Regions from separate parts of the Mus musculus genome. Here region 1 is linked to region 2. The links are chromatin loops, found by intact Hi-C in ENCODE. Cell type or tissue: left cerebral cortex. All regions are shown on one strand. Links, peaks and the distances in the headings refer to the core of each region. The heading gives the core; the rest is flanking DNA. Region 1 has its middle 27 kb from the start of Gm41072. Region 2 overlaps Arl15 (ADP-ribosylation factor-like 15).

Region 1 (15,183 bases), core at 4,380-12,379, 99 kb before region 2:
TGGACTCTAACTCTATAGAACCATGAGGCCCCAAATTAGACTCTAAGTTGCTTCGGTCATGGTTTTTGTCATGGCAACAGGAAATAACTACAATAACCATAGAGACCTAACTTTTCTTTCAAGATGGACCCCCACAGAGATAGGCTGGAGGCCCAGGGAATGACATAATGGTCCCTATGTCAGGACCTTCCAGGTGAGCCCTTGAAGCCCATGCTCCGAAAAGTCCCAAGTTCTAAGCTTGTCCCCTAATAGACCTCAGTGCCAGACTAGTTTCCATGGACCTAGGGGCTTTGAGATGTCAGCTCTTTCTGACTGTAGGTTCTAGGGAAGCCCTCACCACCTAGAGTCAACAATTAGAGAAGCCCTATCAACACAGTTTTCAGATAATACTCACATAACTATCCTCCAGGCTAGCCCATCTACCCAGGCTCCAATTCAATCTCCATGGCTTTAAGCTCCAGGCTGGTCTATCTATATACCAGGCTAACACCCATGAAAACCTAGACTCCATGTTGGCTTCTATATCAGGTCAGCTCCTAGTATCAGACCAATCTCCATGACCCTGATATTTAGGCCTGGCATCTGAACTCTCCATGGTGTACATGAGTGCTGCGCTAACTCTGGTGACTGTGGTTTCAAACCATATATGTATAACAAGCTTCCAGAGTAGTCCCAGAGATCAGATATGCCACCACAGACTCAGACTCTAGGCCCACTTCCATGGTCTTTCAATAGGCCCATCCAGTAGATCTATAGATCAGGAACCACCCACCCTCCTGCTGAGCTAGATACATAGGCAAACCTGATTGAAGGTGCCTTAGACAAGCCTACCTGGAGATCACTCCAGACAGATATTCTGGCATCTCCAGATGCCCTAACTAGTGAGACATTATCTCAGCTTACAGAGACTAAAATGAATCCCTGTTTCTTTAGATGCACAAACACCAATGCCCAGCAAGAAAGATCATGAGCAATGAGGAAATATGGCACCACCAGAGAAAGCAAACAAAGTACGAGAAAAGTGACCCTAACAGGAAGAAAAAAAAAAAAGAGTTTATAAGCTAACTGGCAGAGAACTCAAGACTTAAAGAAACCAAGTGGGTTACAACAGACTACAGATCAACAACTGAACAAAACCAGAGAAAGGACTCATCAACAAAGTGGGAAGTTTAGCAAAGAGACAGAAGCCCTGGGGGAAAACAGGATAGATACTCTGGGGCTAAAGAACACAAGGACTGAGCATAAAAATCCCACAATGAACTTGAACGTTGATCAAGTAGAAGAATGAACCAGAAAGCTAAAAGACAAACCCCAAATTTACCCAGGGAAAGGAACAAAAGGAAAAGCAATGAAGAAAAATAATGAAAGCAAAAGACTGAAGTTTCAAATTATAGATTATTAGAAAGACAGAAGAAAGATGACAGGCCAGAGAGCTTACATAGAGGAATTGTATCAGAGCACTTCCTAAATCTGTAGATATGTAGATATTTTGGTCCTGGAAAGATGAGGGATTACAATAAAATTCAATTCAAATGATACAGCACCTAGACATATATCATCCATTGGCATCTAAAGATAAAGAGAACATCTAGAAAGCTGCGAGAACATATCAGATACGAAGGAGTTCTAACAGTTCCTGCTGTAAAAAGAGTTTGATTCAAGGCCAGTGGCAAAACATCTCCTAACCAGGAATACTATACCTGGAAAAACTGTCCTACAGAACAGAAGAAATAAAAGTTTCCTCAGATAAAAGTGTAGGAATTCTGGGCGGTGGTGGCACACACCTTTAATCCCAGCACTTGGGAGGCAGAGGCAGGCGGATTTCTGAGTTCAAGGCCAGCCTGGTCTACAGAGTGAGTTCCAGGACAGCTAGGGCTATATAGAAACTCTGTCTCGAAAACAAAAACATAAACAAAAGCAAAAACAAAAACAAGTGTAGGAAAGTGTAGGAAGTTTGTGACCACCAGATCTGTCTCAGAAGAGATGCTCATGGGAGCTCCTCATGGTGAAGAGAAGGAGCCATGATTACCAATACAAGAATATACGTAAGCATAAAGTCAAACTCATAATGCTCTAACAATGTGATGATGTGTAAACCATTTCTATACCCAGAATGAAGATTAAAACACAAAAGTATTGAGGATGGCTGATGAGGAGGTAGCTCAGGGTTAAGAGCACTGACTACTCTTCAAGAGGTCCTGGGTTCAACTCCCTGCACAGCAACTCTCAATTGTCTGTAACTCCAGTTCCAGGGGCTCTGACCCCCTCTTCTCACCTCCAAAGGTGCCAGGCATGCATGTGGTATTCAGATATACATGCAGGAAAAATACTCTACACATAAAATAAAAGTACTGTAGCTACAACAGTTTTTAAGGATACATAATACATAAAGATGAGATTAAAATATAGATGGAAGAACGTTTTTCTGCTGTAACTCAAGTTAAAGTGTGAGCAGCTTAAAATAGTCTAAGATAAGATTATTGTAAGCTTGTTGGGAGTTTTTTGATTTTGTTTTTGGCTTTTGTTTGGTTGGTTCTTAGACAAAGGCTCACTGTATATCCCTGGCTACCCTGGTACTCGCTACATAGATCCGTCTGGCCTCACAGTCAGAGATCTGCCTGCTTCTGCCTCCTAAGTGCTGGGATTAAAGGTGTGTGCCACCACCGCCTGGCTATTGTAAAATATTTTACTCTAGCCTCATAGAAAGTCCCAGGCAAGGACTCAAAAAGTTAAATATCACATAGTTTCTATCATATTTATAGCAAGATTTTAAATAAATATTTTTTGTTGTTGATTTGTTTTGAGTTTTTTGGTTTGTGTGACATGGAAGTTCAAGAGGGACTTTGAGGAGGAAAGGCATAAAAGGAATGGGTAATGAGGATGAAAAAGGTATTATATAATATATATATATTACTATTGTAATATAGTAATAGGGTAGTTGACTGTATTAAACACTATACAAACACACACCTCCTCTAACAATAACAGTAATAACCATAATGGTCATCATAGAAACCCAACACACTCCAAGGCACAGTTACAAACTATCTCTAAATGACACTGGCCTTAGGGAAAAGCACAGACTGGAAGAATTGAAAATGCCATTTCATGCACATAAAAGTCAAAGAACACAGGTGGCCATATGTATGTTATATGAAATAGAGTTTAAGTCAAAACTGTAAGATGAGAAAATGAAGGTCACAGCACAGTGGTAAGAGAATCTAACAATTATGATTAAATGCACAATAGAGAACCTAATTACATAGGCTATATATTGATTAATCAGAAAAAGAAACAGATTGCCAGACAACTACAGTGGGGGTCTTTGATGTAGCGGTGCTGTTGATAAAGTGACCATCCAGACAGAAACCAAGAAAGAAATATCAGGCTTTTGTTACACCCTGATGACAGGCTTAACAGACAGACACAGAGAACACTATCTGGCAGCAACAGAATATACATTCTTCTCAAGTGACCAAATATGTATGGATCCGGCTCCAGAGCAGAGTATCTGTTAGGCCACAAAATCAGTCAGAGCCTTTAGGAAGGTCAACATCATATCAGGTATCTTCTCCAGTCACCGTGGAATGGAAATGAAAATCAAGAACAGGAAAATTCACAAGTACACGAGACTCAGGTAACCTGCTCCTAAAAATCCTATATATCTTCCCTCTTCCCCTCCCCCCAAAACACAGATAATATTCAAAATATGCCAAGACAAATGAAGCCGAACTTATAAGAAATATTTGGTGGTTTAAACAGGCTTGGCTCTCATAGACTCAAGTGTTTGGATGCTTGGCCGTAGCGGGTGACGCTATTAGGAGAAGTGGCTTTGTTGGAGTAGGAGTTGCCTTACTGGAGGAAGTATGTCACTGTGGAAGTAGACTTTGCAGCCTTATAAATATGCTCAAGCTACACCCTATGTGATAGACAGCCTTTATCTGCTGTCTGAGGATCGAGAGGTAGAACTCTCAGCTCTTTCTCCAACACATGTCCACCTGCATGTTGCCAAACCTCCCATCATGATGATAATGGACTAAAATCTGATCCTGGAAGCCAGCCCCAATTATAAGAGTTTTCCTTTATAAGAGTTGTCTTGGCCATTGTGTCTCTTCACAGCAATGGAAAACCAAACTAAGACAGATACCAAACATGTGGCCTGGAAAAAGCGGGTAGAGGAGATTATAGCAATAAATGCCTATGTCAAAACAAATGAAAGAGATAAACAGCCTACTATTACAATACAAGGAACTGGATTAAAAATAACCCAGCATTGGTAAAAAAAGAGAAACAAGACAGGAGTCAGAAATAAACATGCAACACATAACAGCAATCAGAACAATAGAAAGGTCAAGAAAACTAGAGGTTGTTTGTTTTTGCAAAGATCTATTTAAAATACTTAGCTAAATGTGAACGATTAAGATAGGGATGAAGAGATGGCTAACTGGATAAAGTGCTTTCCCCAAAATGTATTTGAGTTTAGAGCCCTAGAGCCCACATAAAAAGCAGGCACACTGCTGACTGCCTGTAATCTTCTCTCTTAGGAAGCAGATGGGGATTCCCTCTGCAGCAGGCTGGCGAGGTACAATAGCTGAAATCAGGGAGCTTATGGTCACTGAGGGACCCTGCCTCAGAATGTCAGAGTGGGGAGTGAGTAAGGAAGCCACTGAGCCTGCACATGCAGGTGCACTGGGGAATGCATTCAGGCCTGCACATGTCACCACATGCATGCTCCCACACACATGTGAACATACATATACACATGTATACACACACAGAGACACACAGAAAGAAGGAATGGAACTAGAAGAATAAAGTAACATGGAGATGTTAGGTTGGTGGCACAGGAAATAAATTGTGTAAGAAGCACTATGAAATCCATATGCCAGGAAATTGGCTATCCTAAGAAGAAATTTTCCAATCAAACAAAAAGCCTAACATATCTAAGAAGTTGGAGAATTGAGAACAAAATCATAAAATTTCAAATATGAATTCAAAGCCTCTAGCAATAATTTGAGCTACACTGAATCAGGACGCAGAGGAAGAGAATGTTAAGCATGAACATAGAGATACACGAGACACATTTCTGAAGGAAAGATCAGCGAGGTGGCAGCAGCTCATCTCAAAAGACCGCAGAACAACTCTTTGAGGCAAATCCAAGACAGCAGAAAGAATGAAATCACACAGATGTGAAAAGAAAAAGCAGTAAGAAAATCGAAGTTCCTTTTCTTAGGATTAACTTGCATACACAAGACTCCACTGGTGCCGATCAGTCAGAGACATCAGCCATTATCAGTGAAAAGGAGCAGACAGGTAAGCTAAAAAAAAAAAAAAAAATCAAAAACAAAACACCTAGCCGAATGCAATGCCGTATGCTGTCTGGGTTCTGCAACTAAAAGTTGACATCAATGGAAAATTGTTCATGTTCGAATAAAGCCTGAAGCTTAGGAGCAATAAACTGTTCCTGTTTGGGAACCATGGACCACAGTTACATGATCTGTGAAAGTCAGGAGACACTGGGAGGAGGGCATCCTGAAACAGCCTGACAGTTTTGCATTTTTGCCTTAAGATTATTCCAATGTTAAAACTAAACTCGCAGAAACCATGCTTAAGTTTTGGATTCCATTAGCTCTGATGCTTCTAGCTACATCCTAAGGACATTCATGACATAGTTTGAATGTCTGCTTCCTTTCTGCACCACAAAGATGCACATCAGCAGTTTCACTGTGAAGAACACACCAGAGTATTGCCTTTGCAAGGAGAAAAATGGGGGAACATATCAGATAAGAGTTATGCCCATGAGCCTAGCCTACACAGTAATGGGAGTGAGTCCTCTCAAATGACAATAAAGGTAGCCAGGACCTGAAGAGTGATACCCAAGGTTGTCCACTGCTGTACACACACACACACACACCACAAACACAGCACACCACAACGCTACACACACACACAGAGTTATACAAATTATATGTTTCCTACTCCAAACCTACTGATGGGCATTACTGAGTATCAAAGAAACACCAAGAAAAGTCCTATGTTGCTGTGGTGACGTCTCCCTTTCAAGGAGACGCTGGTATTCCTGAGGCTACACGCACCACGTGGAGCCTCCATTCTCTCTGCTCCTACAGGAAGATGTATGTAGAAAAACGCAGGCTGTAATTTATATTACTCCCAATAAAAACATCATATCCTACCACTGGACAGGCAGTGTAGCTAAACCATAATAAAAAGCTACCACAAAAGCGAGACTCCGAGGTGAACATAAAGAGCTGAAGTGATCCAGAGGTCAACATTTTCCAGAAGCAAGTTGGACAGGGACAATGAAAATCCTTCAGGGTATTTGGTTTAGGAAAAAAAAAAAAAAACCCGCCGGCACATATTTATATAACTGTTATATTTATATAACTGTTTTAAATGAAGGCAAACTACGCCTGGAGCTCCACACTGGATAAGAAAGTGCCTCACATTTATCTGCCGTACGATATCATCATTTATTTTACTTAAGAACATCAAAAGAGTTCCGCTTGTATATTTCCCTCCATTTATGGAGGGGGAAGAACGTTCCGAGGGACCTTAGGCTAAGTGGTAAATCCTTATGAACTGGTAGATCGCCACTGTTTGACCAAATACCACTCACACAGTAAACACCACATGTCCTTTCTCCTTATTCTTTCGCAGCTACACTTTTGGAAGTGTCTATGAACTTTATGGGACATCCAAGGGACACAAAACTTGACCTGACCTTCACTGGCTATGGAGGAAGTATAGGAGTAAATATTCTTTTCTTTCCACCCAGGCTGAGATGTCCCTCCAGGTAATTACAGTGCCCACAATGCCCATGTCCTTGACAGCCTCTGTTTGAATAAGCTGCTTCAGTTTCCTCCAGTAAAACAAGGGTAGTTGTCTTAGGGTTTGTTTGTTTGTTTGTTTGTTTGTTTTCTGAGACAGGGTTTCTCTGTGTAGCCCTGGCTGTCCTGGAACTCACTCTGTAGACCAGGCTGGCCTTGAACTCAGAAATCTGCCTGCCTCTGCCTCCTAAGTGCTGGGATCAAAGGCGTGTGCCATCCCTGCCTGGCTTAGTCAGGGTTTCTATTCCTGCACAAACATCATGACCAGTAAGCAAGTTGGGGAGGAAAGGGTTTATTCAGTTTACACTTTCATACTGCTGTTCATCACCAAAGGAAGTCAGGACTAGAACTCAAGCAGGTCAGGAAGCAGGAGCTGATGCAGAGGCCATGGAGGGATGTTATTTACTGACTTGCTTCCCCTGGCTTGCTCAGCTTGCTTTCTTTTAGAACCCAAGACTACCAGCCCAGAGATGGTCCCACCCACAAGTCCCCTCTCCATTATTAATTGAGAAAATGCCTTACAGCTGGATCTCATGGAGGCATTTCCTCACCTGAAGCTCCTTTCTCTGTGCTAACTCCAGCTTGTGTCAAGTTGACACAAAAGCAGCCAGTGCAGTAGTGAATGGACCTGTCTCAGGACTTCTGTGTGGGTTGAGAAAGAAGTAATTCAACTGCCACAGTGAGAGAGTTGCTGGCAATAGAGATGCACTGAAGGCTTAATATATATTCCATGCACGAGTGGACACAGGAATGGATGAACATATGGAAGAATGAATTCTCCCACTTACTTCCGGAAAAGCAACAAGAAAATCTATGGCATGGTTCTCCTACTGCCTGGGCTATTCTTCTGAACAGCAAAGGATGAACACGGAGGTGGAACTGATCTCAACAATGGCAACCTAGCTCAGCTGGAGACGAAACTCCAAACTGTCCCTGGCCTTCAGGTTACAATCTAATTATTCTGTTTCTAATTACAATAAAATCTTGTTTCCTTTGTCTCGCCCCAACCCTAACACACACACACACACACACTTCCCAACTGAAATATCACTAAGTGATTTATCTATTCTGAGGAGACGTCTGCCACTATCAGAATTCATGGTGTGTGTGTGTGTGTGTGTGTGTGTGTGTGTTCACATACACACAAATAACTTTGGATTGCAATAGAGTTGTGTGGCTTCTCCTTTGATGTGATAGATCCCAGACATCACCGTTTGACCCAAAGTGTAGAGAGAAAAAGAACCTAATTTGCATAACGTTCTGTTTTCTCCACCGAGAAAGCCAATGTGGCAATTTCAGCATTGCTCCTAGAAAGGTGGTATGCTTTTTTTCTACTTACGCTGGGGTTGCCTGTTCAGCCAGCTGAGCCAGTTCAACTAGAGTTAATCTCCAGCCCAAACCTCCTGTGATGGTTTATATATGCTTGGCCTAGGGAGTGGCAGAGCTAGAAGGTGTGGCCCTGTTGGAGTAGGTGTGTCACTGTGGGTGTGGGCTATAAGACCTTCATCATAGCTGCCTGGAAGCCTGCATTCTGCTAGCAGTCTTCAGTTGAAGATGTAGAACTCTCAGCTCCTCCTGCACCATGCCTGCCTGGATGCTACCATGTTCTCACCTTGATGGTACTGGACTGAACCTCTGAACCTATAAGCCAGCCCCAATTAAATGTTGTCCTTTATAAGACTTGCCTTGGTCATGGTGTCTGTTCACAGCAGTTAAACCCTAAGATACCTCCCATATGCCAATCACAAACAGTGCCCACCTGTCTGCCCATTCATGCATCTACCCATCTTCCTTCCCTTCCTACCCTCTCTTCCTTCCCCTCCTCTCTCTCTCTCTCTCTCTCTCTCTCTCTCTCCCTCCCTCCCTCCCTCCCTCCCTCCCTCCCTCCCTCCCTCCTTCCTTCCTTCCTTCCTTCCTTCCTTTTACTTTTTGGTTCTTTGAAATAGTGTTTCTCTGAGTAGTCCCAGCTATACTGCTGGTCTCAAACTCAGAGATCCCCCTGCCTCTGCTTCCTGAGTGCTGGAATCAAATGTGTGTGCCACCATACCTGGCTTCTTCCAATCTTCTCAAACCATCCCTGGATGGATACACTCACCCATGCTGTCACTTACTTTTGTTCTCTGACACCTGTTTCCTTCTCTACTCTTGTCTTCACCTCCATTTGGTTCCTATTGTAAATATATCCCAGAATATGGTTCTTAGCGTTGAGGCCTGGCCCTCAGGAGCCTGAAGCAGGGAAGCCGAATTTGATTTAAATTTGAATAAATGTGATAGGGTTCAGAGGTCTCTGGTGTTCTCTTATTCCGAGCCTCAGTTCAAAACCAATGGGAAGAAACTCTCTCTAACTCAGAGAAGAGATTCAGAGGGACCAGAGTCCATACCATCACCTTCTGCAATGGTTCCTCTCCTCTTTCTGTCTCTTGTTTCCTAGTCAAGGCTAGAATGATATGCTACATACAAGGGTTCTACCCCCAGTCACACACTCAAACTTTAGCGGCAAGGCAACTTAAGGGTTGGTAAAGAGATTAGATTCTTTGTGGAAGTTAGGTAATTGCTCCCTTTGTAACCTAGGACAAGCCCATATATTTCTTAGTGTGTAAACAGATTTTAAGAACCCATTTTTGGGGGAAGAGATATCAACACACACACACACACGCACACACACACACACACACATGCACATCTAGAGATTGAGAATTATTATGTGAAGAAGAAGGTTCTATCAATGACTTTGGTGACCTCAAGCTTTGTGCTCACCTCCATGTTTGTTTTCTTGCCTCTGTCTACCCAGTCCTGGACCATAGCCAGCAAATCAACACTGAAAGGAGAGGTATGAGTTGTATGAGACTGTGCATGCTGGACAGTTTTATGTCAACTTGACACCAGGAACCTCAATTGAGAAAATGTCCCACCAGACTGGTTTATAGACAAACATGTGGGGCATTTTCTTGACTGATGATTGGGGAGTTCCCAGGATGGTAGGTGGTGCTATCCCTGGGATGTTTATATATATCACATCAAAGGAGAAGCCACACAACTCTATTGCAATCTAAAGTTATTTGTGTGTATGTGAACACACACACAAACACACACACACCATGAATTCTGATAGTGGCAGATGTCTCCTCAGAATACATAAATCACTTAGTGATATTTCAGTTGGGAAGTGTGTGTGTGCGTGTTAGGGTTGGGGTGAGACAAAGGAAACAATTTTTCATTGTAATTAGAAACAGAATAATTAGATGTTATATATATAAAGCAGGCTGAGCAAGCCATGGGGACCAAGTCAGTAAGTAGAATTCTTCCATGGCTTCTGCATACTTCAGCTCCTGCCTCCAGGTTTACTTCAGCTCCTGTCCTGACTTCTCTGATGATGGACTGTGCTGTGTATGTGTGAGATGAAATAAATCATTCCCTCTCCAAGCTGCTTATGGTCATTCCGCTTTACCACAGTTTCAGAAGCCCTACCTAAGACACTGGGTATACACTGCACAGAGCTGATGGTGGCAGAACCCCAGACGGGCCGTTGCTGGAGACAGAAAGCAGGCAGTTATAGGCAGTGATCAGAAAAAAAAAAAAAAAAAAAAGTTTCAATGATGTCTTAAGAGAAAAACAAGCCCAAAGTGTCACACCCCTAACCAGCCAAGCAGGCAGAGAGAAGCAGTACAAGGTTGCTTTTGCAAAAGAATCTTACAAAGTGAGTCAAGGTTAGCGGTCCACAGAGGTGAACCCTACTGCATGTTGATGGCATTCCTGGCAACCAAGTCAGAGACCTACACCTGTATTGATGCCTGTGGAAGCTTCTCCAGGTATTCCAGTGTATGAGGGAGAGGGTCGCATGGCTTGTCCATATTTTACGTGTTAAAGCAACTGAAGTGGCTGCAAAGTGCTTCCAATTCTCCCCATGCGCGTCTCAGGATAGTCACTCCACAAGCACCGTACACAACCTGGAGCCTTCTTGGCACGGCCACAGTGAGCTCTGGGCCAGACACAGCTGTGTCTTGGCATGACTTTGGAGCCCAAGACCAAACCAATGTCATGCCATACCAGACAGCTTCTTATTTAACTTACTTCTTCCATAGGATTTGAGAGCTTATTTGAAACAAAACTTGGGAGCCATTAAACAGAATTGTGTTCTGCTGCTGTCAAGAGACCCCATGACCAAGTCTATAAATGAAAACATGTAATTAGGGATGTCTTCAAGTTTCAGAGGGCTAGTCCATAATCGTCATGGTGGGGATAACGGTGGAAGGCAGGCAGACATGCCACTGGAGAAGTAGCTGAGAGTTCTATATTCAGATCCACAGGGAACAAGAAAAGAGAGACTCTGGGCTTGACCAGGCCTTTGAAACCCCAGCTCTCCCATCCCCAGCCCCCATGACACACTTTCTTCAGTAAGGCCACACCTCCTAATCTATATCACATAGCGCCACTCCCTGATGACTAAGCATCTGAATAGAGCCTACAGGGGCCATTCTTATACAAACCACCAGAAGAACAAAACAAGAATTCTGTAAATGTAGGGAAAAAGCAAAAAGCATAGGCAGAAAAGTCATGTCATAAAGGTCTGGCCAAAGAGGAACAAGACCATTGGAACCAGAATGCTGGCCTGAAGCTCAAATCTAAGCAAAGGCCAGAGGCTGGAAAATGGCATTACTAGGGGTTGACACGTGCACGTATGTACTTGTCCTTGGACTTGTATGAAGCAGTACGGGCCTGAACACATACTCACAGACATATATGAAGACAGAGACTCTGTTGACTTTCTTATATCACCATTCCTGGGCCTCTAAAGTTTATAAGGAGTCCACTAAAGCCTGATTCTATAAAAGTAATCCTCTGGAGACTCTGTGTGTGTGTGTGTGTGTGTGTGTGTGTGTGTACTATGTAGGTTTGCTGTGTGGGTTGTGGATCTGTCCATATGTGTGTTGTGTGTGCAGATGCGATGTGTATATATGTGGTGTGTCTGCTCATATGTGTTGTATATGAACATGTGGTGCATGTGGTATGTGGGTCTGTGTATGCACATGTGGCATGTGGAGGTATATATGCATATATGCTGTGTGTGTGTGGTATATGTGCACATATGGTATGTGTGTGGTATTTGTGGTATATGTGTACACATGTGATATGTGTGGTATTTGTGGTATATGTGTACACATGTGGTATGTGTATGCACATGTGGCATGTGAAGGTATATATGTATATATAGTGTGTGTGTCTGTGTGGTATATGTGCACATATGGTATGTGTGTATACATGTGGTATGTGTGTGGTATTTGTGGTATATGTGTACACATGTGGTATGTGTATACACATGACAAGGGTATGTGTGATGTGGTGGTAGTCCAGAGACAGATGACTCAAAATGAAGTTTTGGTGATGTGGGCATTTCTTATGAGAGTTCTTAGGTCAGTCCTCGGATTAGGTCTCTCAATCTGCTCACCACTCAAACTCCTTTTAATCACGTTTCCAGATCCAATTGAGTAAAGTATTTTGAACTTTTTTTTCTTGCCAACTAAACAAATGTATTCTTAAGTGCTTTTAAATGTTCATTCCTAATTATGAACAAATGTTTCATTTTCCAACACGCTTTTTGGAACAGTGAAAATTGCCTCATTGACTTAAACTATCCCTGAAGACTGCCCTTGCCTTGTCATAACCACATAGAAGCCATTTTGCCAGACAGTGTAAGTTGGCACACAGCTTAGGCATTAAGCACACAGTGTGCCTGTGCTGTTGGCTGATGATCTGTCGCTGCTGACACCAGGTATGTGGGCTCTGAAGACCATGCTTAGCACAAGCAGTACAGATTCTAACTTGTATCAGCATCTCCTCCCAGAGGAGGCTAGGCTCTGGCCTCCTGACTGGCCAGCTTTTCTCTTTGGTTCCCATAAGCCCTCAACTGAAACTCTTGGCTGGTATATGGTAAGATACAGAAGTCAAACATCCCAGAACAGGGACCTTTTCCAAATGTCTCTCGTACAGTTTGTTGGAAACAATATGCTGATGGGATGGGCCTGCAAGGGATGCCGAGTGCAAAACAGGTCAACTCGCAGTGCAGGCAGGGTTAGTGCCTGTGCTACAGCTGGATGTGATTGCATATCTCAGTGTAACTAAAAATAGTTGTTCTTCCTGACAACTGTGATCAAAAAAGGTGAAAGGGTGGCTGATGGAACATACACGGTACAAAGTACCACTAGGAACAGGAACCAAATGATTGTGGGTCTGTTGATGGAACATAAGGAAGTTTGGCAATGTGGTTTAAAACGTAAGACAAGGTCAGTGAGACGGCTGAGCAGGAAAAGGAGCTTGCTGCCAAGGCTGATGACATGAGTGTCATCTCTGGGACCCACATAGTGGAAGAGGATAGGTAACTCCCCCAAGTTGTTATCTGGTATGTGTGTGTATCTGTGTATGTGTGTATGTATATGTGTATGTGTGTATATATGTGTATGTGTGCATGTGTGCATGTGTATGTATATGTATGTATATATGTGTGATGTGTGTATGTGTGTGCATATATGTGTATCTATTTGTGTATGTGTGTATGTGTATATGTGTATGTATCTATGTATATGTGTATGTATGTGTATGCATTTATATGTGTGCATGTGTGTGCATATGTGTGTATGTATGTATATGTGTGTATGTGTATGCAGGTATATGTGTGCATGTGTGTGCATGTGTGTGTATGTATGTACGTATATGTGTTTGTATGTACAATAAACATTTTTTTAAAACATGAACAATGAACTGAATGTGGCGGCACATGTCTATAAACCCAGCACTTGACAAACAGATGCAGAATTATCCTGCATTTGAGGCTAGCCTGGGCTATATAGCAAGACTTTGTTTTCCACAAGGCAAAAAGCAGTGGATGGGAGTGGAAAGAAGAGAAGAAAAGAACAAATAAAAGAAGAAATAAAGCCCAAATCTCAAGTTCTTTGCAATCAAAGGAAACAAAATTAATCCAGTACCCCTCCCACCCCCAACTCTTGACAGGGTCTCACTGTGTAGCCCTAGCTATCCTGGAATGATGAAGACCAGGAAGGCCTCCAACTAACAAAAATTCACTTGCTTCTGTCTCTACCTCCCAGGTGCTCAAGTTAAAGACATGTGTCATCACACCGAGCCTTTCTCTCTCTCTCAAGTTAACATACAAAACCATGGGCCTTGTTGTGTCTTAGTTGTGTCTGTGTATACATGCACACACACACACGATCTTTCACTTTTTTAATATGCCACTTTCCAAACCTAAATTAATTCTATTTTTATTTTAATGATACAAAATCATGAGCAAGCTATAAGACTGACTTAATTACTGTAAATTCATGTGTGTCCATATGGTAAGCAAATTCTATACAGAAAAGCCAATGAATCATAAAAATCTTATCTTTTAAACAATTATTTACTTCCTCATTTGCATTTGTGTGAGCATGTGCATGTGTGTGCACGTGTGTGTGCATTGAAGCACACAGGTGTAGGTCAGAGGTCTGGCTGGTTCTCTCCTTGTACTATGTGGGTACTAACGATTGAACAGAGAAGCATCCTGCAGGCCTGAAACATCTTATTTTTTGTTAGCCATTCGTGTTTCTGTCTTGATTGCACTTTTATGCTTAATTATGATCTCCCCACCCTGAAGGCTATGGAACAGGAAATGAAGAGGAAAATGTGATTTAAAAAAGCACCAGTGTCAGAGAGGTGGCCTAGTGGGTAGAGGTGCTGACAAAACAAGAGGCCAGAATCAAGGACTCTTCCCAGAAGAGAAACCTGCCTTTGGTGAAATGAAAGCACGGTATGTTTTCACCTGCACCAAATTATCCTGAATAGGAGAAGAGGAGGTGGTGGTGGGGGGGGTTTAATCCCTAACAGTAAAATTCCAAAGGAAGGAGTCTCATTCTGTAGTCCGCACCCTTGGAACCTGATACCCACAGAGCCGGTGCTAACCATGTATCACCTGTCTTGTAGCTTGAAGGCCTACATGTCAGCCATTCCTTAGCCAACCACTGTGCCTCCCTAAGCAGCACCTTGCCTCCCTGGGTGATAAGGATAGAGACTGTGGAAGAAAGCTGTCCAGCTTTTCTCTTCTCTCTAGAGGATAATTTCCTTAACAGCACAACCTGAGAGGTGGCGCTGGGGACATCTCAGAACCTTCCTTTTCCTTGGGTACCAACAGTCGGGAAGTGAGTCTGCTTTCCTCCTAGTGGGCAGTGCTTTCCAAACTCTTAATTTCTATAGGACATCTTGAAAGGAGACCAGAGCGGAAGGGGAAAGCTGCGTCACTGGCCTACGACACTGAGCACCTATGCCCAGAAGCCAGCTGCTCACCGGA
Region 2 (15,183 bases), core at 4,784-12,783:
GAGGCAGCCTTGTAGTGCACTTGTCTTTGCATGCAGGTGCGGGCAGCCCTTTCAATAATGATCTATAACACCATTAATTACAGAGGCAGCCAGGCTCAGCCCCACATCGTTTTCTTCTGGTCTCTCCCTCCTGCCTGTGATCCCTCTATTTCGTGCCCTTGCAGAAGGGCACTCACTCTTGGTACCAAACACTTTTGGGATATTATAAACATATATATCTTTCTCGTTTGGGATATTTTTCCATTATAACTGACCCAAGGAAGCAGATACTGTTGTTAAGTATCTCTGAAGAACTTTTTCCTGGCAGCACAGCATGTCTCTGGTTAAGAGTCTCAGCTGTATGTATGAGAGCTCGTCAAGTACGTACTAGACAGGAAAGGGGGTTAATGAGAGAGAGCCCCAACACATATCAGAGACAACCAATTAGCTTGTCTGAAACACTGCCTTGTAAAGCTATCAGTAACTTATAAAATGGTCTGCTACACACGAGCAAAATGTTGCTTAAACAACTTGCTTAACTAGATGCAGTCACCATGAAATTGATTCTTTTAAGTTTCTTTTTTTTTTTTAACTTAATAGCCATTAACTGTGCATATTGAAATGGCTGGCTGGCTATCCTGGTATTATAAAATGCAGGCTAAAGAGATATGAGTTTTATATTTTATCAAGTAAAAGGGGTTGGGGGTGGGGACTTGGAAAAAGCAAAACAACTCATCAGTTACCCAGAGCGACGTCTGCTCAGTGGCTGGGATGGGTCAACATTATGTCCCGTTAGCTGTGCTTTACTTGGGTTGGCAGATGGGCTCCTAAGGCGTTGCAGGTCTGAGTCTATGCCCACCATAACCTTTGCTGTGTCAAACGGCATGAGAGGAAGGAGAAGGAATCATAGGATTTCTCAGATCCACCCTTTGTCACAGAGCACAACACACTTGTTCTCCCATAGATTTATTTTTACAAGACTCTCTGTGTAATTTGATGTTAGCTGACTGGTGAATGGCAATTCCTGGACCTATTTCTTATTTTGATCTTCCCTAAAAGTGGATTGCATACCATAACAGATTTCTGGCTATGCCTCACATTCAGCTTGCTAGATTACAGAGCTCTACACTACAAGCCAGTTGCTCTCAGACAACCCGAAGAATAGGCTTTGGCTGTTTTGGGTCTATTTTCTCTGCTTATCTAAATTTGCCAGCCCTAATGCAGTTCACTGGACCCCTCTCAGCTCCCCAAACACAGAGGATTCTCTGACTCAGCAACATATAAGGCAACAGACATAGTTAATCTACAGGGACAGAATTATGACACACACACACACACACACACACACACACACACACACACACACACTATTTCTCAAAAACAGTGGCTTCTATTTTCAACTTTATCTGGTTTGCACAATGGACAAGGTGCCCAGTTAGGTGCTGGGCATGAGAAAGTAGCAGCAATAGTGAGTCCAACATGGTCACCATTGGCCTGTGGCGCTGTGGCAGCACTCTGGCTTCACAGGACAACACTCAGATGTTGAGGCCGATGCAAATTCTTGGGCCTTAAGCGGGAGACAAATATGGCAAGCCACGAGCTGCTCGGCTGCCAGCAGATGGTGCCAATGGCACCGTCCAGATCCAGCAGTATTCCAGGGGTATTCCTGTCAGCAGTTTGTCATCTGGCAACATCAAGGAGCCACAATGGAAAGAAACACTGGGAGGAACTGTTGAATAGGAAAGCATGGCAAATCAGGGTCGGGGTGGAGGCAGGAGGTTTGCCAACTTCTGAGCAACACATGTGACCGAGGAGCCCAGGTAACATAGGCTTCTGAAACCAAGGGGCCATGTTGTCAGCCTTGAGGACAGAATTTCTTTCCCTGCTGGTAACTCAGTCAGGAGCCTTGTATCCTGACAGCTTAAAAAAAAAAAAGACCTTAGAAGGAGGCTTGCAGGTAGCATGGGGCAAGAAAAGCTAAGTGATATACCATCCTGATGAATTTTAGCCCAAACCCTGCATAGGACCAATTGAACTCAATTTAAAGCCCGTGAAAGCCAAGTCTGGAGATCAACACAACAAACATAAAGAGTACACCAGCGAGGAAGGTACAAAAAGTCCCAGACTATATGTCCCACAGAATTGTTCGTGTGGCCTGGGGTCCTCATCATCTCACAGTTAGTTGAAGCCACTAATTATCAATCATGGAAAGAGGAGTAGTCACAATTCTCAGGGGAGGCCCAGTAATATCTAGGGATGGTAGTGGCTGCCACGATGTGGGGGAAAGGCTATGGGGGAGAGGGTTCTAGTGGGTCCAGACCAGTGTTATTGCTACAAATTCCACAGGGAGATCGCCCCTTCCCCTCAATAAAGAACACTCCAGCCCTCAAAACCAAAACAATGTTAAGGCTGAGAGATCATTAATCAAAACTCGAAGAACAAAGGCCATGGGAGTAATTCAGGTCTTGTGGAGTGGCAGGGGCCATCAGGATCTCCACTGAAGTGATGGGATTAAGGGTCTGTACTGGAAGAGGAGACAGCGCGGAGCAAGCAGTAGAGCCATCGGTGGTTCCCACCCTCTGGCCCCTTTTGTTCAAAGTGAATAATCAACATATATCAGGAGAGCCAAGCCAAACCAGACGGTGACTCCTACAGCAAGAAAACGGCTACCATCTACCACACAGTCACTGCTTCCGGCTAGCGGACAACAGAAATGACTTTGAACAAGCCTTACATAGTAATGGAAGGGACTGGTAGATACTGCGTAGGTCAAGTCAGACGACTTGAAAGAAAAGAAGGCAGTGCGGCACTGATATCGTCCACGTGACTAATTTAATAAGAGAGGGACGGCGAAATACAAAGCCATCGCAGGTAAGGACAACGTTTGGTTAATTTAAAAACAATACACAGTTAGAATAAAGGCTTTGTTGATTAGCTTCCTCTTAATCATCTAGGGTGAGCTGAGTCTCCATTGTCCCAGTACAAGACGATGCTTGAAGCCTCCCACACAATGGGCTTCGACAGGCCATGCACAACCATGGCAGATGCTCACGACTGGCAGACTGTTTTTCTACCGTGTCTGCTCCCCAAGTTGCTTCATGACTCTCACGGCAATCATACTTGCTCTTATCACTAAGTAGCTTAATTAATGTGATGCCAGCAGATGAAATATGAACTTGAGAAGATAATGTCTATTTCTATGAAAAATTAAATGGAAGGTATTCAAAGAACGCAACGAAGCCAACGCATTAAAAACAAACTACTATTGAATTAGACTTCAGAAAGACATTTTCCAAAACTGATAAAGGACTGGAAGAGAAGATTGCTTTGAGCATGTTTATCTCTTGGTTTTATTTTAAAGGGACAGAAAGCCCAACACAAGAGGAGAATGGCCACGGTCTATACAGTATTAGAAACAGAACACAGAGCTCACATCCGTGGTCAAACCCTGAAGAAAACCCCTTGACCCAGTATGGAAAACATTAGTATTATTTGTATGTTTAAATTAAAAATAACTTCCCATTTTAACTAATTCTTTTCTTTTTCTATTTTCTCCAATGCTGGGGAAGAAACCCAGGGCGTTACTGATTGAACTTAGGGCGCCATACTCTCAGTTGCACCCACACTTGACTAACTGTTCAGCTATCAGTTGAGAGGAGGCCAGTGGGCTGCCGTGTGCTCACAGCTCAGGACTGCCAAGTACACTTCTCCTTGTGTCTGAATCAAAAGCTTTTTCGGAGGGGAAGTCATTAACACTCGCGGCAGTCTGATGTTCAGGGTGCTATACGAAAACATGTCCACTGTCAGAATCAATACTCGTGTCTGTCACCTCAAATCCTTTGGTGGAGGGAAGTCCAAGGACATGGAATTAAAACACACACACACACACACACACACACACACACACACACACACACACACATACACACACAGTCCCACAGATGAATACTGCTTTAGTAAACGTTTAATTATCCTGAATGAATCTGAAATAGTCTTTTCTTCTCTTCTCTTTTCTTTTCTTTTCTTTTCTTTTCTTTTCTTTTCTTTTCTTTTCTTTTCTTTTCTTTCTTTTGTTTTTGAGACAGGGTTTCTCTGTGTAACCCTGGTTGTCCTGGAACTCACAGAGATCTGCTTGCCTCTGCCTCTTGAGTGCTGGGATTAAAGCTGTGTACCACTACTGCCTGGCCTTGAAAGGGGACTTTCTAACTAGAACTTATGCCTGTTTTGGGGAGCCGAGGAACAGAAAGAGAACCATAAAGACCACATATCAATGAGGAAAACTGCTGTGTGTGTGTGTTTTAAACCAATGGTTTGCATCAGCATGTTCCACACTTAGAATTCTTTAGGTAACAGGGGATTTTAGTGCTTTCTATTATTTCAAAATGACCACATTTCCTTAAAAGCTTCTCATATTGACATTTCCATTTGCATAGTGATGATTCTATGATATGGCTTGAAATTTTAACCTGTCAAATGCCAGTACAAGAAAATACCTGTTTGTACATAGTATCAGTTTTTAAAAGTGCACGCATGGTGGGTACCAATATGATGGAAACTTCCGTTAACGCAAAGCGATACATCAGGCTATGTGCTCACAAATGTTATCTTCGAAGGAGGAGTTATCTGAAAGCTTGTCTTTATCCCATTTAAGCATAAAGGACTTGGGATTTTCGAAACAGATTTGCAAACTCTGGGTGTCCACTTTTAATCTACTCTTTCACGTAAAAAGAGAAAGAGAGAAAAAAAAGCGGCTCTGGAGAAATCTGTATTTGAGAAATGCATTCTTTTTTATTTGACTCGCAGCTTTTCATCCAGACCGACAACACCCATAAGTTGCACGTTTCTTAGCAGTTAAATGAAAAAAGGGTTTTCATCAAACATCTGGGAAATCTGAAATCTCTTGCAGCTGCTGGAATACTTGTATCTGACTTCTTATACGTCGCCACAGATGGCCGACTTGCAGCAACCTGGCCACAGGCTGCGCTGCTCTCTGGTGCCCTTCAGCTGGGAACTGAGAGTCCCAGGAAGTAACAGTAACAGAAAGCATCATGCTTTAGGCTGGGGTTTGCTTGGTCAGGGCAGGGCTGATGACCTGGCAATCCTCAGGACACTTCCCACCCAGCCTAAGGGAAGCAAAGGCTATGGCCGATGAAGCAGAAGAGACTGAGAAGAGACTGAGCACAGAGGTGGAAAGAGACTGGAGCTGAGACAGCTCTTCGCACTCTAACAAATTAAGTTACTAAGGCAAGGAATTATTTCAAGCACCAAAAGACACAACTTATTACCTAGCACTTATGAAAGACGTGAAAAGCGGTTGTCTAAATGAGCAAAATTTCTTTGCAGGCAAGACAATGGGAAGGGAGGGGTTGCTTCTGCTTCTCGCGGCTTTTATGAAGCCTTACAAATGAGACACACAGTCCAGGTTAAAGAAACGCATTTGTGCTGCATCATAGATGCTTAAAAATAGTCCAATATCTGCACAAAGCATAGAAGAGCTCTCTGGAAGAACCACGAACCCCTTGCACACCCAATATTCCCCCTCTCCGTTTCCTCCCATCTGCCAGCTGGGTTTCATTTTAAGAATTTCACACTGAATATAAAGTGCTATTTTGACCATGTGGCTCCAGAAATGTGAATTTATAGTCTATTCAGCTTGCACGGAAGTGATTGACAGAGAAAGGATTAACCAACTGGATGTCAGGATGCAGTGATTTTTCCAGGTTACCTACTTACTTACACGTGAGGCTAGCGAGAAGGATGGCTTCCCAGCAGGGGAGTTGCTTCTTACTGAACTACTGAGTGACCACTATGCCTTGGAACTCTTTTCTCTGTGTTGGTACACACCGCATTCATCTATTTTCACATCTGTGAAATGGGAATACTAAAGTCTTTCTTAGACACCCCTTGCAGCAAGGCCCATTTGCTCACAGACTGAATCTAGAATTATTGGTCTCGTAGTTTAAGAACAAAGTCATTAAAAGGTATGCATGGGTGTGTATACCTTCCTGCATGTGTATCTGGCTTTTGGGGGTAGGGGGTGGGGAGAAGACTGAAGAGAATGGCCACGGAGAAAAGGACAGACAGACAGACTTAATATTTCCTTACTGTAATCTTAGTCTTTGGGCTAATGATATCTCATAAACATGGAAAATTTTCTCTGCACACAGTATTCCAGAGATAGCTGGGAAGGTTGGAACATCTAGAAATATCTCAAATATCATTGCCATGGAAGCTCTTTCACAGAAGGCAGCCCTCCCCCCTTTCTTTAAAAGTTACCCATCTTGCTTTAGACTTCTCAATACCCACAGGAGGTATCACCACAGACAAGATGACTGCTCTGTTTGTGAGTACTGTGGGAAAAGGGATGCGACCATTGCCTTCTGAGAAAGGTATGCAGCACGGATTCTCAACCTGTGGGTTCCAACCCCTTTGGGAGTCAAACCACCCTTTCACAGGGGTCCCATATCAGATATACAGCATATCAGATATTACATTATCATATATAATAGTAGCAAAATTATAGCTATGAAGCAGCAATTAAAATAGTTTTATTGGGGGGGGGGGTCACCACAACATGAAGAACTGTACTAAAGGGTCACAGCAGCATTAGGGAGGCTGAGAACCGCTGGTATAGAGGATGACTCACACTTGATACTGGAGCCAGTCTCCAAACTAATAAACCTTTCTACACTTGTATTAGACACACAAATTTGAAATAGGAAGAAACATGACATCATCAGAAAATATCCACTTCTCATATCCTATCAAGTCTGGCCAGGTTCAGGACTTGGAGGGCTCTGGGTGCAGGTGGGTCTTTGAGTTTTATGATATTCTGAAGTGCAAACTACATAAGCCCTCCCTTCTGTCATGTCAAAATAAACACGCATGCTACAATCCGCTGTAATAAGGGGGACTTTCTCCTCCTTGCCATTAAATGTAAATATGGCTTTGATCAAGAACTCACTAACTTTATACCTGTAAGTCTGGCATATTCTGTGAACAGTTAGAGAAACCGGGCGAGCAGACCAAAGTGCAGAGGTTACCGCATCAAACTCATAACTTTGGGTTGCAACTTTGCAGAGCAAATAGAGAGAGGAAATTATGAACATTTCTTTATATGCTTCTAGACTACTGGACTTGAGACATGTGCCCATACTTCTTATACCTCAAAAAACATACTGAAGTAAAAATATATTTTCAAATATACCAAAGAGTAGGAAGGGGATTAAAGGAAAAAAAAAAAAAAAAGCACCCTACAGGCAGACATACCCGATGCTCACCCACAGCACAGCAGAAAGATCATTAAATGCATGTTGTCCCCAATGGGAAAGCAATAGCCGATAGCTCTCCACAACGGTATCTACTCGTGACAGAAACATCTGTGGATGATTTTAAATCATCTTAGTTAAGAAACATGGGCTTTTATCTTATATAAACGTTTTGGGAATTTAAATTTTAGGGCAACCAAGAGTATTTAAAGCACAATAGCGTGCCCATTTCTGGAAGGTGGGAGACCTTTCAGGCAATTCCAAATCCCTCAGGATTCTTCTGTCCTCAAGCAGGAAGTGACACCCCCCCCCAGCCTCTGATCTGTCAGACTGCCTTTTGCAAGGAGGGAGGTTGAGAGAAGATCACTCAAAGGGATCGTTCTTCATAGGGTGTTGCATGGTCTTCTTATGACGTCAGGTTCAGCCTGCCGGAGGCTACACAGTCTCTTTACTCCATGGCGTTTTAATGCTAGGATCTTAATGAATTCTCTTCAGTTCAGAGTGACACCACTATGAATTCCCACCAGAAATACATACAAGTTGCAGTTGTCGTGCGTCCCATCACTATCTAGAGTCAGGCTTTTAAACCCCTACCCACGCTAATACATAGTGTGCGTTGGTATGCGCTTGCATTTCTCTGATGACGACTGACAGTGAGCATCTTCTCGTTTGCTTATTGGCCAAGTGATACAACACCATGCCTACTGATTTCAGTGATGTTCAGTTTGTCGAGTTTCTCCCCACTATGGCTTACGTCTGATATCGAGTCTAACAATATTTTGTGCCTAACTAACAAATGACCCCAAACTACACTGAACGTGGGATTTTGTTATTAGATTACTCAGTATTTCCCATGGGGATAAAAACTGTGAGAATTGTGCTTTTATTTTCCTTTGAAGACAAATCTACCATCTTTTCCTATAAAGAGAAGAACACCAGAGATCATGATTCTTTGGCTTTTTTATTTCCCCCAGATTCAGGGCACTAAAGTCAACTGGAGCAGCGATGGACCTTCCAGAGTTGGTGTTATTATAATGTCTTTCCTGGGCTAGGAATATGGGTCCATGGGAAAGCAGAGCCTAGGAAGCAGGGCCCCTAGGTTTAGTGTCCAGTAAAACATACACACACACACACACACACACACACACACACACACACACACGGGGGTGGAGGGTAGGGATATGTGTTATGCCCTGATCTTTTGTTTTGATTTTTGGTTACTATTTTCTTATGAAGTCATTTGCATGTCTTTGTAGAAAGAAGCAGTGGGCCAGGCAGACATGAGCAGGGCAGCATCTCTGCCTGGGGTCGAGCACTAGTACATGGTCACAGCTTTGCTGGCCATAACCACATAACAGAGCACACCAAGCCCTCCTCCCCACCCCCACCCACCGGCCGAGGCTTGTCTTAAGATAGCCCTACTATTTTAGAGGCTTAAAAGTGTTTGACAAAATTCTCACTGTGGAGTAATGATTCTAGTCTTAAAAGAGGCATTTCAATGTAAGAAACTCAATTGAAATGTATTTTAAGAATAGGTGCTTACATATCACAGAAAGGAAAAATGAATCTTAGAGCAAAGCACTTTTAGCAAATCTAGCAGGTTGATCAATTGCCTTGCTATTTGAAGCGAATGATGCTTGGGATGGCTTTGCGTCAGATGTGAGTCTTCTCTTCTGTGGATCAGTTTGCACCTCCTCCTTAGAGTTGTAGGGAAATGGGATTTTAACTGAACTACCCAGTTCTATCTTCTACATATCAGAGGTCACTGGGCATGTTAATTAACACCACACAACCAACTCTAGCAACACTCCAAAATCATCTTCCAAGATGGTGAAGGAAGTCTAAAGGTAGCAACACTAGAGCCCAGTTAGCTGAAGGACTCTGACCAAACTTGATAAGAGAACTAGTGTCTGCCTTTATTCCCTTTCCGCCTTCCTTTCTAAGAAGTCCATTGGGAAATGTCTCAAGCCTAAACACCAGTGCTATATATTAAGACTTAAAACAATATACAAATGCATGGATCCTCACGTCCATTCATGAAGAAGATGCTACTCTCATTTCAGAAGGACTCCGAGGCCTAGCGAGGTTAAAGACTCTATCAAAATTATAAATGCAAGAGATGAGATGTGGTGAGTGCATAGTCGGTCTGCATGGGACATGCTAATAGTCCCAACAATAAAGCAGTGGGTCTCAGTCAAAGAGCAATGATTACACACAGCAAAAGAGAGCCCATCTCATTGTACCAGCCTGTAAGACTAGCATTTGAGAGGTGGAGGCAGAAAGGGGTGGCTTTCAAAGCAAGCTTCAACGAGCTTAGGGCTAGCCTACGCTACATGAAGCTGTCTCTAAAAGCAGAAAGTGAAACGACAGCACACGACTTCAGGTATCTTAATAACAATGGAAGGAGGCCTAGCCTCCATGTCCAAAACAAAAACCAACCCAGGTCAGCAAGCCGTCGCTGAGAGTATTCCACAGAAGCTGCTGTACCTTGGGGCCTCTTCATTACAATCACTGAGGCAACAGGCAACACTAGACACTCTAGGACCTAACTCCTGTGACATGGTCTGGGTTCATTGGTGGCTGCCCATAAATGACATGAGTCGCCAAGAGGCCAGAAATCGTTCGAAGGTTGTGGACCCCTGGGTGACTTGGATTTAATGCTAGATGCCCTCCAGAAAGCTTACAACCCAGCAGGGAAGAAATCCGAATAAATCCAAACCCCTGGCCCTTACGTTTTAGTGGTGGAAGACAGACAACACACATAGGAAAAATCCAGTAAAATACCATCTGGTATGTTAATCAATGATGGAAAGGACTTGAAAGATGAGCCACAGGTCTATACTATACAACAGGGTGGCCATCTTTCACGAAGTTCTTGCGCTTCTAATGTTCCAGCCACGTGGAGTACAGTCAATCCCTCAAATCTAACTGTTTTCATCAACCCTGTGTCCTCTGTTTTAGGGCCCTCTCCCTGACTGCCTGCGGGTGGCAGTCCACTGTCATTGTTAACTGGGTCAGAGGTCAAGTCATCTATACTCAATTCCCGCTTCACCGCTTACTAGATGCTTGATGTTGGGTATGTTCCTTAGCTGCTCTAAGCCTTTGGTTCTAAGTTAGGGCATAATAATAATTATTATAATACCTAAAAATAAAAGAATAATACCTACTTTCCAGAGTTCATCTGCAGGTATATAAAGTGCTTAGACCAGTGCTGGCACTTTCCCCATCCTCCGTCAACACTACAAGAAACAGTCTTGCTAAAGACCCAACTCCAATGCCACTGATTGTCAACATTCCCTGGAGGGAAACTTCCAATAGACGCAAATAAATAAATAAATAAATAATAAAGGAAAGACAGAGACTCTGACCTCCCATGACTGGCAATCTAACTTGGGAAGCAAGCACTAAGGAAAACATCTCTAGCCCAAAAGCTTCTGTCCTACCACTCAGGGGCCCAGCGTCCCAGAGTACTTGCTATTCTCCCCAGTATACCATGATTAATTTTTGTGCCTCAGTTGCTACTTACCCAACAGGCCCATTCAGGAACCTCTTTCTGCCCCCTTTCTTTGACGTCCCTTGCCTCAAGCACGGATGGCTTACTCAGCCCATGTCTACACCTCCTTTGATTCTTTTTCCATCCCCCTACTGGGACGTGCATTTTCCAGAATGAAGGCAGATTTTGGGTCTCAGAGAGATTTCACAAACCATGCCCGCTCACTCTCTTGGCTCACCCCACATCTGGAGCAGGGCCCGTGTGGACCAGATGCGCAGTGAGGGCTCACTGAACCAGCTACTAAGAAGAAGAGGCAAGGACTGTAGTCCTCTCTTCTCTGTCCTTCCCTTGCTCTTTGGACAAAGATGGTAGAGCACAGAACTAGTCACACCAAGCTCCAGCAAGGCAAGGCATCCTTACAAACAGGCAGGACATCTCTCTCTCTATTTATTCAGTCTGCTGAGATCCTCGCTATGTACCAGGCCCTGTGCTCTGGGCAGACAACCAGGCTCAAACGGACTTCTGGGCTGCCAGGGCACAGGATGAAACCCTGGGAAGTGGGCTGCACGTGTGTGGGGAGGATCAGGTTTGGTTCCAGGGTGTGGGATTTACCGATAAGCTAAGTTTCTAGTACATGCAAGAGTTGATACGATTCATAGACGATGAGGACATAATAGAAAAAGGACCTAGAAAACTATAGCCTAACATATATTACTAAACAGTTTTAACAATATCTACATTGTTCTAGGAAAATCTGTCCCTTCTAAAAGCTTGTATTTTTATGACCCAACCAGTAAGAGATTTCTATCCTAGCTGCTCCTGTTGGCTTACTTCAGTTGTAACAAACGTCAATAATTGGAAGAAATGTAAAATGTCACTATCAAACTTGCTTCTCTATTCTCTTAAGACACTGGCCTGTGAGGAGCCTCTCATCTGGGACAACAGGGGACACATTCTTTGAGTTTCTTGGTGCACTGAGGAAGAAAGATCAAACACTTTGTTCTCGAGTTGGCTTTTGACTTGCCGGCTGACTTTGTGTGTTCACCCATTGCTTCCCAATTTGGCTTCTATTCTAAAGTAGAAGCTCTAAAACTCATAAAACGCTCAGAACAGATTTAATTAAGAGAATATTTTAAAACCAAACCTGGCTGTATCTACAAGAAGAATGAAAATGTGGAACACAGAGAGAGATGGAAAATGAGGCCCCAGAACATAGAGTATTAATTTTTTTTTGAAAGTATTAACTAGGATGGGGGAAGCTACACACCTTTTAAGGTATTGGTTCTAAGCCTGGCCTGCAAATACAGGCCTAACCTAGGATTCTTCAAAATAAAGGTAGAGATTCTTTTTTTGTTGTTTTTTGTTTTGTTTTGTTTTTGTTTTTTCGAGACAGGGTTTCTCTGTATAGCCCGGCTGTCCTGGAACTCACTTTGTAGACCAGGCTGGCCTTGAACTCAGAAATCCGCCTGCCTCCGCCTCCCCAGTGCTGGGATTAAAGGCGTGCGCACCACACCTGGCTAAGGTAGAGATTCCTGTTTGGAATAAGGAAAAGGCTAGGTGACAGAGAGCCTAAATATTTGCACTCAAAGGTTCTTAACATCCCAAGGAGGCACAAAGCATTATAGAGGGAGGACTGGCAAGTCACCCTGGAAACTCTTCAAGTACACCACAGTTGGTCCTTGGTCTCTGCAGCCTGATCTGCGTATGGGAGATGTGGCCTCCCTCTCACACAAGCCAGTGACATTCAGTCATCACACTGCTCTATAGGAGACAGCCTATGGCGGGGAGGGACGCTTGGCATGGGGGAGACATAGAGGTTCAGTTTGCCTCAGATTCAATCTCTAAGGGAAGACAACTATTTTCATTTTCTCTTCTTTCTGGGGGAACAAAAGCACCGGAGAGGAAATCCTGTGCCTTCGGACAAGCTTCAGCCATTTGCTCTCAAGAAGGCCCCGAAACTAAGGAGATAAGGGAAGCGGGCCTCTGGAAGTGCCCGACAAAAGCCTTTCAGGCCTGACTGTAGCAACTTATTTGAGAGCTGCAACTTACTAAGCGTGTCTCTGATATCACTTCAGATATGAAGATTAGTGGAACATGCTGATACACTGAATCATCAAAAAGTTCTCTTAGGAATTCCGACACAGAAGACTTAATGGAGAATTACTCCATCGGCTCGAGCCTGTAAGGGGGAGAGATAAGGTGTGCATGCTTTGAAGACAAGAGCTCCATTCTTCAGAGATGGGAGTCCCGACTCAGACACCGCCAATATGCACTAAGAACCCACACCGACTTTGTGGCATTGGCTACACACATAAAGTCTAATGCTTATGTCCCAGAGCATAGTAACACTATAGACTCCACGTCACTGCCATTCCAGGGGCTGACGTCAAGGAACAGGACTCTTTAAAAAAGGCCACCAGTTTATTTCCTTCCATCTCTTTTTGCTCCAGCAGGGCAGCCCTGGGCCACAGTCTGGCTTGAGAAGAACAGCTATGAGGAAGATTCCTTGACGCTCAGAAGTGGATGCACTGTTTCTCGGCCCTGTCTCCAGAAGGATGGAACACCATTCGGGTCCCTCACTCGTCGACCTCCTCTGCCAGAGGAGAGAAGGGGGCCGTCTAGCTCCATCTTTTATGAGTGTGCCTTCAAAAACCGGAAGCCACATTCCTCAAAACACTCTGGGTAAACAGACATGAGGTAGCACCGTGCTGAGACACGCTGCAGATCCTGAGCTATCAATCTTGAACGGAGACTGCAAAGACACTCTCCCGTTACCCGTTCTTAGAAATCACATGGCTTATGCCATGAGACCATATGGCCAAGGCATAGCTGAGACTTCAGCTTGTACCACTGCCAAGAAAGCTAGACACCAAGTGCCTAACTACTAATGAATCTGAGACTAATGCAGAGACGCCTCCAAGGATAGGGAATTAAAGAGACCTCCATCAGAACAGGTAGATGCTGTAAAGGGTACCTGGCAGGGAGTGTTTGAAAGTATTTACAGAAATGTGCAAACGACTATGGTGTTGATTGGGGTGGGGTGGGGGGCGCAACATGGGAAGGTGATGTCTCTAAAATGTATCAGAGTTTCTGCAATTAACATTGAGGATGATAACAAGGCTTTTGAAGCAGAAGCAGGCCAGAACACTTGTGAATGCTAAGCCCCAGGGATCTGGCTATACAGAAACAGCAGCAGAAGACACTGGCATCTGGCAAGTGTCACCCAGGAGCTGACTTACTGGAGAGAATATTAGGGACCCAAGCCAGATGAGATTTTTTTTTGAAATATATTTTTAATTTGAGGAACCGGTTAGAACCTCTGCATTCAAGTAGAGGAGTTGTAATTTGGTGATGTAGACAGTAAACAAACAAACAAACAAACAAACAAAAAAGCATGCCTTTTGAAGGTCCATTAAACTTTAAAAGTATCAAGACAGAATTGATTCTCTAATTACGCAGTGACATTTGCACAAGTGGATGTACAATTAAGTGGCTTTCTAAGATCTGAACTTCCATTGGGCTTTTTATTTCGTGTTGTGTCTGTCCTCGCTCGGGGAGGAAAACGCCACGGACCCATCTTAGAAGCAGCAGGTGTGGATGAACAGCTCCTTGGCAACTGTATGGGCCACGATACAGCCCTCGTCACACCTCCGGATGGAGGCTTTTGTTACAGATCACTGTCAGCCTCTGTGCAGACAGGAACCATATTGCCAAAATCAGCAGTCACACAGCTTTCTTTAACAACTTCAAGTACCACACTGTAAGTCTCAGAGGTGTGTGCCAAAGGTGTTATCCAATAAACTTCGTAGTAAATAGCAGAAGCCCTCCCGGTCGGATCTGCCGGGCTTGGAAGGAAATAGGGAGCCACTGTAATGAATGTGGTGCTGCCTGCAAAACCTTAGGTATGTGCAGTCCTTTGCACAAATGTGAGAGCAGCTAGTCCTCCTGAGAAATTACCTGTTTTCTGCCAAGGCATCTTGGCACCCAATGGGGTGCAGAGCAGCCCGAGCCCCCTTACTTTCTCATGGAGAACAGAAAACAAAGTAAAATTAGCATTTTCTACCCTGATATGGGGCAGGGGTGGGGTGGGGGTGGGGGTGGGAGTTGGAGGCAGAGGTGAAACAGTACAGGAAAAGAAGAGAAGGAAAGATGAGAGCAGCGGCCTGTGTGTGCGCTTTAAACAAACAGCTATGGTTCTCAGATTCAAGATGCTAGGCAGGCGCAGGCCTGGTATATTGTCGTCCAATAGCATCAGGGGATGAAGGGAGCTGATGTCGATCCAAGGAACCGTGGCTTCTGGAGTCCACTGGTCAATGCCAGCTCACTCATTTGGACAGTGACTGGTCTCTGGGTTACCACTTCTGTTGTTCCACATCTTGGTTCAATCAGGAAAGATCTACCATCTTTTTATTTTCTGACCATGGAGTTGTGAACAAGTTGGCC

The links. A loop is a pair of places that touch in the nucleus more often than their neighbours do. Peaks named below come from ENCODE experiments on the same cell type or tissue, not always from the same donor. Only the 100,000 strongest peaks of a DNase experiment are listed, where the experiment ranks them.
Region 1: a loop joins it to region 2, with 2.0 times the contacts of the local background. A loop is called at or near these places in 2 of 42 quality-filtered maps.

The regions. Positions count from the first base shown.
Region 1 is chr13:114,228,487-114,243,669 of GRCm38, reverse strand. No RefSeq gene overlaps it. Among named protein-coding and RNA genes, the nearest start is that of Gm41072, 27 kb to the right of the region's middle. In left cerebral cortex, for the core only: no CTCF peak of the experiment used is centred there; DNase peaks (open chromatin) are centred at 6,502 and 7,601.
Region 2 is chr13:114,129,477-114,144,659 of GRCm38, reverse strand. The region is part of intron 4 of Arl15 (ADP-ribosylation factor-like 15); the gene reads right to left. It overlaps A430090L17Rik (RIKEN cDNA A430090L17 gene), which reads left to right. Exons shown (of 14, transcript NR_045836.1): 8 at 13,194-14,500. Among named protein-coding and RNA genes, the nearest start is that of A430090L17Rik, 15 kb to the left of the region's middle. In left cerebral cortex, for the core only: no CTCF peak of the experiment used is centred there; DNase peaks (open chromatin) are centred at 6,216, 7,016, 7,383, 8,921 and 2 more places; H3K4me3 peaks cover 724 bases; H3K27ac peaks cover 1,515 bases.